2 separate regions of the Homo sapiens genome follow, and region 1 is linked to region 2. A link is a contact called in ENCODE Hi-C or POLR2A ChIA-PET data. All regions are on one chromosome and are shown on one strand. The core of a region is the stretch at or near the end of the contact, and the rest is flanking DNA. Distances in the headings are between cores, read along the strand shown.

What was found. A loop is a pair of places that touch in the nucleus more often than their neighbours do. ChIA-PET counts read pairs that join two places held with the same protein, here RNA polymerase II (POLR2A). Pooled maps may share reads with other maps.
Region 1: a map of PC-9 shows a loop between it and region 2 (7-fold over the local background). The contact joins two enhancer-like sites. A Hi-C loop is called at or near these places in 8 of 168 maps with a recorded cell type or tissue (Calu3, PC-9, aorta and 3 more) and 8 of 50 pooled maps. POLR2A ChIA-PET finds 5 or more read pairs at or near these places in 6 of 52 experiments (A673, BJ, GM10248 and 3 more).

What each region holds. Positions count from the first base shown.
Region 1 is chr13:51,712,177-51,716,949 of GRCh38, forward strand. All of the region lies in intron 4 of WDFY2 (WD repeat and FYVE domain containing 2), which reads left to right. Among named protein-coding and RNA genes, the nearest start is that of DHRS12, 90 kb to the right of the region's middle. Within about 2 kb of position 2,580, at least 5 of the 41 ENCODE cell types and tissues checked have a DNase peak (open chromatin) inside an H3K27ac peak, as active enhancers do; they include PC-9, where a contact is called at or near this core.
Region 2 is chr13:51,672,995-51,677,675 of GRCh38, forward strand. It overlaps WDFY2 (WD repeat and FYVE domain containing 2), which reads left to right. Exons shown (of 12, transcript NM_052950.4): 3 at 2,176-2,249. Among named protein-coding and RNA genes, the nearest start is that of WDFY2, 91 kb to the left of the region's middle. Within about 2 kb of position 1,482, at least 9 of the 41 ENCODE cell types and tissues checked have a DNase peak (open chromatin) inside an H3K27ac peak, as active enhancers do; they include PC-9, where a contact is called at or near this core.

The sequences.
Region 1 (4,773 bases), core at 1,330-3,829, 40 kb after region 2:
CTGAGCAAACTATTGCAAGGACAGAAAACCAAGCACCGTATCTTCTCACTCATAGGTGGGAATTGAACAATGAGAACACTTGGACACAGGTTGAGGAACATCACACGCTGGGGCCTATCGTGGTGTGGGGGGAGCGGGGAGGGATAACATTAGGAGAAATAATGTAAATGACGAGTTAATGGGTGCAGCACACCAACATGGCACAAGTATACATATGTAACAAATCTGCACATTGTGCACATGTACCCTAGAACTTAAAATATAATAATAAAAAAAATGAAAACACAATATACCAGAATTTATGGTATGATGCCATAGCAGTATTTAAGGAGAAATTTACAGAACTAAACATCTATATTAGAAAACAAGAAGGGACTCATTAACAGTGACTTTGACTTCCACCTTAGAATACCAGAGAAAGAAGAGTCTCCTAAGCAGAAAAAAGGAGAGATCAGTAGAAGTTCATGAAATAGAAAACAGAAAATAGAGAAAAATCAATGAAATCCAAAAGCTAGTGTTTTGATAAGCTCAATAAAATTGATAAATCTTTAGCCAGAGTTAACAGGGAAAAAAAAAAAGAGAAAATGCAAATTATCAATATCAGGAATGAGTGAAGTGACATTACTACAGAGTCTAGGTATATTTAAAGGATAATATGTAATATTATGAACAACTTTATACTAATAAATTTGAAAACTGAAATTTTAAAAATCTTTGAAAAATACAAATTGTGAAAGATTACTAAAAAAGACATAGATAATCCTAATAGTTCTGTATCTACTAATGAAATTGAATTTAATGTATAGTTAAAACCTTCCCACAAAGAAAGCTCCAGGCCCACATGCCTTTACTGGTGAATTTTATGAAAAATTCAAGGAAGAGGCAATGCAAGCTTTACACAGACTCTTTCAGAAGTTGCAGAAGTGAAAGACTTTCCAGCCCATTCTATTAGATCAACATTACCTCTTGTCAAAACTAGACCAAAATGATACAAGTAAAGAAAACTATAGGCCATCATTCTTTATGATAATGGGTACAAAAAACTAAACAAAATTTCAGTGGATAAAATCCAGCAATATGTAAAAAAGATAATACATCATGATCAAGTGAAGTTTATCTCAGTAATACAGTGTCGGATTAACATTCAAAATTAAATTAGCGGTGTATGCCCAGAAGAAATGAAAGCAGAGGCTCAAGCAGATATATGTACACCCATGTTCATAGCAGCATTGTTTACAATAGCCCAAAGGTGGAGGCAACCTAAATGCCCATCAACACATGAATGAATAAATAAGTTTGGTGTATACATACAGTGGAATATTATTCAACCTTAAAAGGGTAGGAAGTTCTGACACATGCAAATGAACCTTGAAGACATATGCTAAGTGAAATAAGCCAATCAAGAAAAGGACAAGGCCAGGCGTAGTGGCTCACGCCTGTAATCCCGGCACTTCAGGAGGCCAAGGCGGGTGGATCACCTGAGGCCAGAAGTTCAAGACCAGCCTCTACTAAAATATAAAAATTAGCCTGCGTGGTGGTGTGCGCCTGTAATCCCAGCTGCTTGGGAGGCTGATGCAAGGGAATTGCTTGAACCCAGGAGGTGGAGGTTGCAGTGAGCTGAGATTGCACCACTGCATTCCAGCCTGGGTGACAGAGCAAGATTCCATCTCAAAAAAAAAAAAAAAAAAAAGGAGAAATACTGAAGGATTCCCCTTATATATGAGATACTTATGGTAATCAAATTCATAGAGACAGAAAGGCAAATGGTGATTACCAAGGCCCAGGAGAGGGGGAAATGGCGAGTTAGTGGGTAAAGAGTTTCAGTTTGGGAAGGTGAGAAAGTTCTAGAGAGTGAAAGGTGGTGATGGTTATACAACAGTGTGAATGTACTTAATGCCACAGAACTGTATACTTCAGTTGTAAATTTTTTGTTATGTATATTTTAATACAGTAAAAAATTAAAAGATAACATATGTGGATTACTTAGTGAAGTATCTGAAACATAGTTTAATGGTCCAATAAATATTAATTCCTTTCAAAAAAAAAAAAGGAAAGCAGTGTTGACAAGGATGTGGAGAAATTGGAACCCTCTTTTTGTTTTTGTTTTTTTGTTTTGTTTTGTTTTGTTTTTTGATAGAGAGTTTCGTTCTTGTCGCCCAGGCTGGAGTGCAGTGGTGTGATCTTGGCTCACCGCAACCTCTGCCTCTTGGGTTCAAGTGATTCTCCTGCCTCAGCCTCCCAAGTAGCTGGAATTACAGGCGCTTGCCACCATGCCCGGCTAATTTTTGTATGTTTTAGTAGAGATGGGGTTTCACCATGTTGGCCAGGCTAGTCTTGAACTCCTGACCTTAGGTGATCCACCTGCCTCGGCCTCCCAAATTGCTGGGATTACAGGTGTGAGCCACTGCACCCAGGCCTGGAACCCTCTTAACAGTGTTGGTGGGAATGTAAAATGTAGCCACTTTGAAAAACAGTTTGGTAGTTCCTCAAAGAGTTAAATATAAAGTTACGTTGTGACACAGCATTTTCACTCCTAGTTATGTACCCAACAGAACTGAAGGCATATATAGTCATGTGTTGCTTAATGACAGTGACACATTCTGAGAAATGCATTGTTAGGCGATTTCAGTGTTGTGTGAATGTGAGAGAATGTACTTACACACCTAGATGGGATTGCTTACTACATGCCTGGGCTAGAGGGTATAGCCTGTTGCTCCCTAGGCTTGCACACCTGTACAGTGTGTTACTGTTATGAATACTGTAGGCAGTTGTAGCACAATGGTATTTGTTACAATAAACATATCTAAAAATAGAAAAGGTACAGTAAAAATTTGCTGCAAAAGATTTAAAAAATGTTATGGTATGCCTGGATAGGGCACTTACCATGAATGGAGCTTGCAGAACTGGAAATTGCTCTGGGTGAGTCAGTGAGTGAGTAGTGAGTGAATGTGAAGGCCTTGGACATTACTGTACACTACTGTAGACTTCATAAACACTGTACACTTAGGCTATTAAAAATATTTTTTCAATAATAAACCTAGTGTACTCTATTTTTACTTTATAAACTTTTTAATTTTTTCAGCTTTTCAACTTTTTTGTAATAACAGCTTAAAACACAAACACAACTGTACAAAATATTTTTTCTTCATACCTTTATTCTCTAGGTTTTTTGGTTTTTTAAATTTTTAATATTTTTGTTTTACTTTTTAAACATTTTTGTTAAAAACTAAGACACAAACACACGCATTAGCCTAGGCCTACTTAGGGTCAGGATCATCAGTATCACTGTCTTCCATCTCCACAGCTCGTCCCACTGGAAGGTCTTCGGGGCCATAACACCCATGGACCTGTCACCTCCTATCATAACAATGCCTTCCTCTGGATACTTCCTGCAGGACCTGCATGAGGCTGTTTTACAGTTTACAGTTAACATTTTAAAATATATATATAAATAGAAGGAGTACACTCTAAAATACTGATTTTAAAAGCATAGTATAGTAAATACATAAACCAGTAACATGGGTCATTTAGTATCATTATCAAGTAACATTATTGTAGGTGCTGTACTTTAAATGACTGGCAGCACAGTGGGTTTGTTTTCACCAGCATCACCACAGACAGGTGAGTAATGCATTGTGCTAGAACAGCCACGCCCTTTCAGCCCCATTATAATCTTATGGTGCCACAGTTTCCATCACTGACTGAAGCATCGTTATGTGGAGCATGACAGTATTCACACAAAAACTCATATGTACCTCTTCATAACAACGTTATTCATAATGGCCAAAAAAATGGAAATAACCTCAATGTCCATCAGTGATGAATGGATAAACAAAATGTGATATATATATATACAGTGAGTTATTTAGCCATTTAGTAATGAAGTACATGCTACAAAATGGTTGAACCTTGGAAACTTATGCTAAGAGAAAAAAGCCGCACACAAAAGGCCATGTATTGTATGATTACATTTATATGAAGTGTCAGGAATAGGAGGGAATTCACAGAGAAAGATAATAGATTAGTGTTTTCCGAGGATGAGGGAAGTGGGAGTTGGGAATATAGAGTTTCATTTTGGGATGATGGAAATGTTCTGGAAATAGATAATAGTGATGATGCACAACATTGTGAGTAACTAATAAACAGTGAATTATACACTATAAAATGTTTAAAGTGGTGAATTTTGTGTTATGTGAATTTTATCTCAATACAAAATTTTAAAAATCAACAAGTGGGCCGGGCGCGGTGGCTCACGCCTGTAATCCCAGCACTTTGGGAGGCCGAGGCGGGCGGATCACGAGGTCAGGAGATCGAGACCATCCCGGCTAAAACGGTGAAACCCCGTCTCTACTAAAAATACAAAAAAATTAGCCGGGCGTAGTGGCGGGCGCCTGTAGTCCCAGCTACTTGGGAGGCTGAGGCAGGAGAATGGCGTGAACCCGGGAGGCGGAGCTTGCAGTGAGCCGAGATCCCGCCACTGCACTCCAGCCTGGGCGACAGAGCGAGACTCCGTCTCAAAAAAAAAAAAAAAAAAAATCAACAAGTGATCCCAAAACCAAAGGCACTACAAGAAAGAAAACTGCAGACCAATATCTCTCATGAAAAAAAAAAAAAAAACTAGCAAATTGACCCCAACCATATATTAAAAAGAATTACACAGCATGACCTAGTGGGATTTATTCCAGATAGGCAAAGCAGGTTCAGCATTCAAAAATCAATGTAATCCATTACGTCAACAGGTTAAAGAAGAAAAATCATGTTATTATATTAATT
Region 2 (4,681 bases), core at 232-2,731:
TAGGGTGAAATTGTCTTACAGTTCCTATGTACCTTTGGTTTCACAATCTATAAATTCTTTTAATTCCATGATGGCAGCAGTAATACTTTATATATCATTGTAGGACATGCCTTGAACATAGTAAGGATTCTAAATTTTTCTTGAAAGAATAACAAGAAATATAGGAAATTGGGGAAAAAACAAGGAATAAGGGAATGGCAATGAAGATTTAAGAGTAGCCTATGCAGTGTTGTAAAAAAGTATTTTAAATCACATTCAAATTTCAGTGGGTTTTCTAATTATAGCATAACCGGATATGGACTTTGGAGGAAATCACACAGGAAATACTTTTAGATGGTCAAGTGGGCAGCTAAATGATAAGGTTGTTCCTGGCTAGTCACTAGCCCCTTGAGGCTGCAATCGAGTTTTGCTTCATATGCTCATACTTACATCTTCATAAATTGTGACATATTTAAAATTCATTTTAACAGGAATGGCAAAATAAGAGTAAAGACAGTGTTATAGAAATAATCTTGTCATTTGAACACAAGAATAATTTTTCCATGTATCCTGTACTTATGTGTGTATGTACTTTACACAATTGTAATCACAGTGTATTTTTTCTTTAGATTTTTTTTCAGCTAACAATTTTCCATGAGATTATTAGATTCTAATTCTGCACACATGTTATGGGATTATGAGACCCGGCATCTTAATATTGTATAGAAATTGTGCCAACATAGTTTACTGGTCAAGGGCAATAAAACTGACTTTCTTAGGGCAGTGCATTAAATATCATTTGATTGCTGTTTTCAGGAGTGTACTCTTGGGAATCTGGTTTTATTTTGTAGCTAAGTAGAAAGAAGATAGTCTGTTATACAGGTGGAAGTTTTTGGGGGAAATTCTACTAGTTTTTATTTTCTGAATATATCATGATAGAAAATTAGAAAAAAAGTAAATATGCAGTTTAGAAGGTCTTTTTGTTGTTTTATTCAGGGCCCTTTTATAAAGAATGAAAAATATGTTACTAAGTGATATGTTCACTTAGTGGCTGTCAGTAGAACTTGAAATTCTTTTTTAGTTTAAAAATAATCTAAGTTGGTTGTTTGAAAATGGGACTGTGTGTTTGAATGATGTCTTTGAACCTTCTCCAGTGTTTCCTATGTGACCTTGGGTAAAACATCTAATCATACCCGTGAAAAGTAGGAATAAAAAATATTTGATGCTGATTGTGATTATGATAATAGGTAGTTCATGATCTACATGGCTTCTGTGAATATGAAGGGAGACATATAAAAACTGTGCTGGGCTCTTTAGAACAACTATTAAATATTTCAGTATTGGGTAAATTGTCAAAAGACCCCCTATTTAGTGGGAGCAGTTAGGAGCAAGCACAGGTAGAGAAGGCAGGGACCTGGGAGCTGACTGTTTAGTAAGCACTTGTTGACCACACGTGGCTTCCAAGCATACTTAATTTGCTTAGGCTCGGGTGTACTCAGGCCGTCAGTCCTGCGGAACAGGGAGAACCAGTCCAGGCCTGGGTGTACTGACTTACCTGGTTTCTTTCCTACAATGCCAAGCCCTATGATGAGTTGGTTCTTTTTTAGATTGAGACAAATCCTCCTCTGTCATTTTCAATCAGCAGACTCCAGCACACCCCCAAAGGCCAAAAGCAAAAAACTCCTGTTAATTCACACGCCCCGAATCAATTCTGAATCAAAAAATAGACTTCTAGACTCCTGTGTGTATGTGTCTGTATGTGGGTGGGGAGGGTGGAGGGATAATAAGATCTTTCTTTTGTTTGTCTAGTTCAGAAAGGATAGGTTATTTCTATTTAAGATGGAATTGGAGTGGTACAGAGAGAGTGGTAACAGAAACGTTACACAGCACAAAGTATTGTTAATCTAGTTAAGCAAATTTAGAGTCCATACTGACAGAACCAGCCAAGACCAAGCCCCTTGGAACTTGCCCAGTTTGAGAATATCTTATTTGTTATATTCATTAAAAGGATAACTGAACAACTATGGGGTGGCTGTAAAATTACTGTTTTTATTTTTTGGTGAGTGGATGTTAAATGAAATGTTTTCCAGGAGATAGTGGGGAAAGTACAGCCCCACACTTTTAGCTAGTTAGGCACTCCTGAGTCGATGAGAATCATGGTTTTGTTAATTTCATCAACATGTTCATTTCTTTCAGCTCCATGTTCATGCATGTCTTTTAACCCGGAAACAAGAAGACTGTCCATAGGTCTAGACAATGGTACAATCTCAGTAAGTACACATAAATAAGATTTCCAGTTGAAATACTTCCCTTCCTGTGGAGTATGTATATGTATTTATTAGTTTTTTCAAGTTAACAGAAGAATTTTCTTGCTAAGTAGAATGAAAATTGCAGCGTAGCAAATTATGGCGAGGTAAGAGATTCTAATGTAGGGAGAGCTATCATCAGTATCCACTTAAATGCTGACAAGGTTCAGCTTGACCTACCCTATACAGAGTGGCTAGAATGGGGGCAATCGGAGGCCAATGAGTAAACTGCATGAATCTGCATTAGTGAGAGCAAGCTATGATACTAGTGGCTTTAATCAGATGGTTAATCATGGTGCCTTAAGCTTTGCCACATAAGCAACAGAACAGGAGGAAAATGCTTTCCCTTATGTCTGCATGTCTGATCCTGTCTTTGATACTCTGTGTTCTTTCTTTGTTCCTTCTGCTTCTTGTTTTTTCCAGCTCCCTTTAGCATCTGAATAGAATTCTGTAAATTTGTATGAATTTGTGAAAAAAAGCACAGAATCTAGATTTAGTCTGTAGATAGATCCACATAAATATTAGACCCTTTGATTATAGATGTTGGGGGAACTGAAGTGATTAAAGATTGGAATTTTGGCTTTTATTTACCTACTTAATCTTTCTACATACTAAGTTTCAACTAGTATATTAACTAATAACAAGACTGATCTAGTAAATTCTCCATTTGGTAAATTATCCAGCGTTGCCTTTAGTCCTGGGCGAGAGAAGCCCTGCTTCAGAACCTATGAATTAGAAGGCCCTGCTCTGCTCACACTTCCCCACAGGGTGGAGGATCTGAGGGCTCAAGGGGATGTATGTGATCAGCCCAAGTCCTCCCTCTCTCCCACTCCATCCTCCCACTACCAAGACCCTGGAATTTCCTGCCCCAAACTGCTCAGAACCTGCTTCCAGAGTCTTCACTGACCTTTTTCCTAGATGTGTCCTTAGAAAGATAAAACCAGTGAGTATGCTCTTAGGCCTGAGAGGTGGCAAAGAGGTAGCAGTTTGCGGTAGACAGGATGTCCACCCTTGAGTGCAGGGCCCCTCAAGGTCTTGACAAAACTGGGAATAGAAAGAGAAGGGGAGTGGGCTGGCCCCCCGTGTCACCACAATATGGCGTGGAACTTAAAGGAGACTAAGAATTCTAAATTTGAACCTGTACCTCCAGCTGGTGAAGGGTGTATTTGTCAAGATTGGAGGATGAGACCATATTTTATTTAATAGTTCAACTGGACTTGTAACTTTTAAACATGTAAACATGGAATGTGGGCCTCCATTTGTAATCTTGCCCCAGCCCCTACAAATGTTAGTGGGCCTAAAGTTTTGTCTTTGATCTTTAGTCAAAACATTTGCTTGGTGTCCTTTCTGTGACTATTAACAATATTGTTAAATATAAATCAGCCTAGTGACAAGTATTTATGAAATTTCTGTAATATCCAATACATTTGGTAGATCTGTAAACTCTGTTTCTTAGGTAGATAGAAGTTTATGATACAAAGTTGTCTACTTTGAGGAGAGCCATTTTTAAAAGGAGGTGTGCATATGAGATAAATTTATTTTTAAAAGATAAAGGGAGATCATTATTCAGTGGACTTCTGAAGTGTTCATTACAAAGGAAATATGAAAAGGTGAACTGAGATCCTTCCATTTCCCAACAGTTATAGGATAGTTTGCGTAACGCTCACTGTCCATGGAAAAACTTAGGTTTACATAACATAGGAGTGGTTTGTTGCACTTTTGAAGTTAATGTAGGTGGTTAATGGATACTGATAAATTTGGCTTTGAAGGCAAGAAAGATGAGCAAAGTAAGTTATGGAGAATTCTAGCTATTTATTGTATATAAGAGGCGAAACCATCTTAGCCATTATTCTTTTAGTAAATAAAACTGCCAGGGAAGCAAAGCATCAGTCAGGGTCCATCTTTCCAAGTATGTCAGTACAGGGTTGAGACATCAAACCTTAACTTACTCCAGTCTTCTGAAAAAGATTCAGGACCCTGGCTTATATGAAATAATTTCCTTAAAAGTACCTCCTTTGTATTGTTGAGGAAGATGAATTGCATACCCTACCTCTTCTCATCTATGGAATTAGAAAGAGTTCTATGTTAGGGAAAGATACATTGAGAGAACAGCATGTTTAAGGTTCAGGATTCACATTGATCACTGCAATAACAGGCTCTTTACTGAAAATACTTAGTCTCAGCTGTTTTAATAATTTACTTTTTAGACACAAGAAATCCTAGTCAGAGACTATATATTCTGTTTCCTGGTTATAACAAATAAATTTTAAGAAGAAATAGTGGTTAACTTATTTTAAAACTAAGAAAGTGTGAAATCAGAAAGTAACATCATTATTTCACTTTATTTTACTGAATAAAAAGAACACATTGTGTAAGATAGACAGTTAAACTTAGGC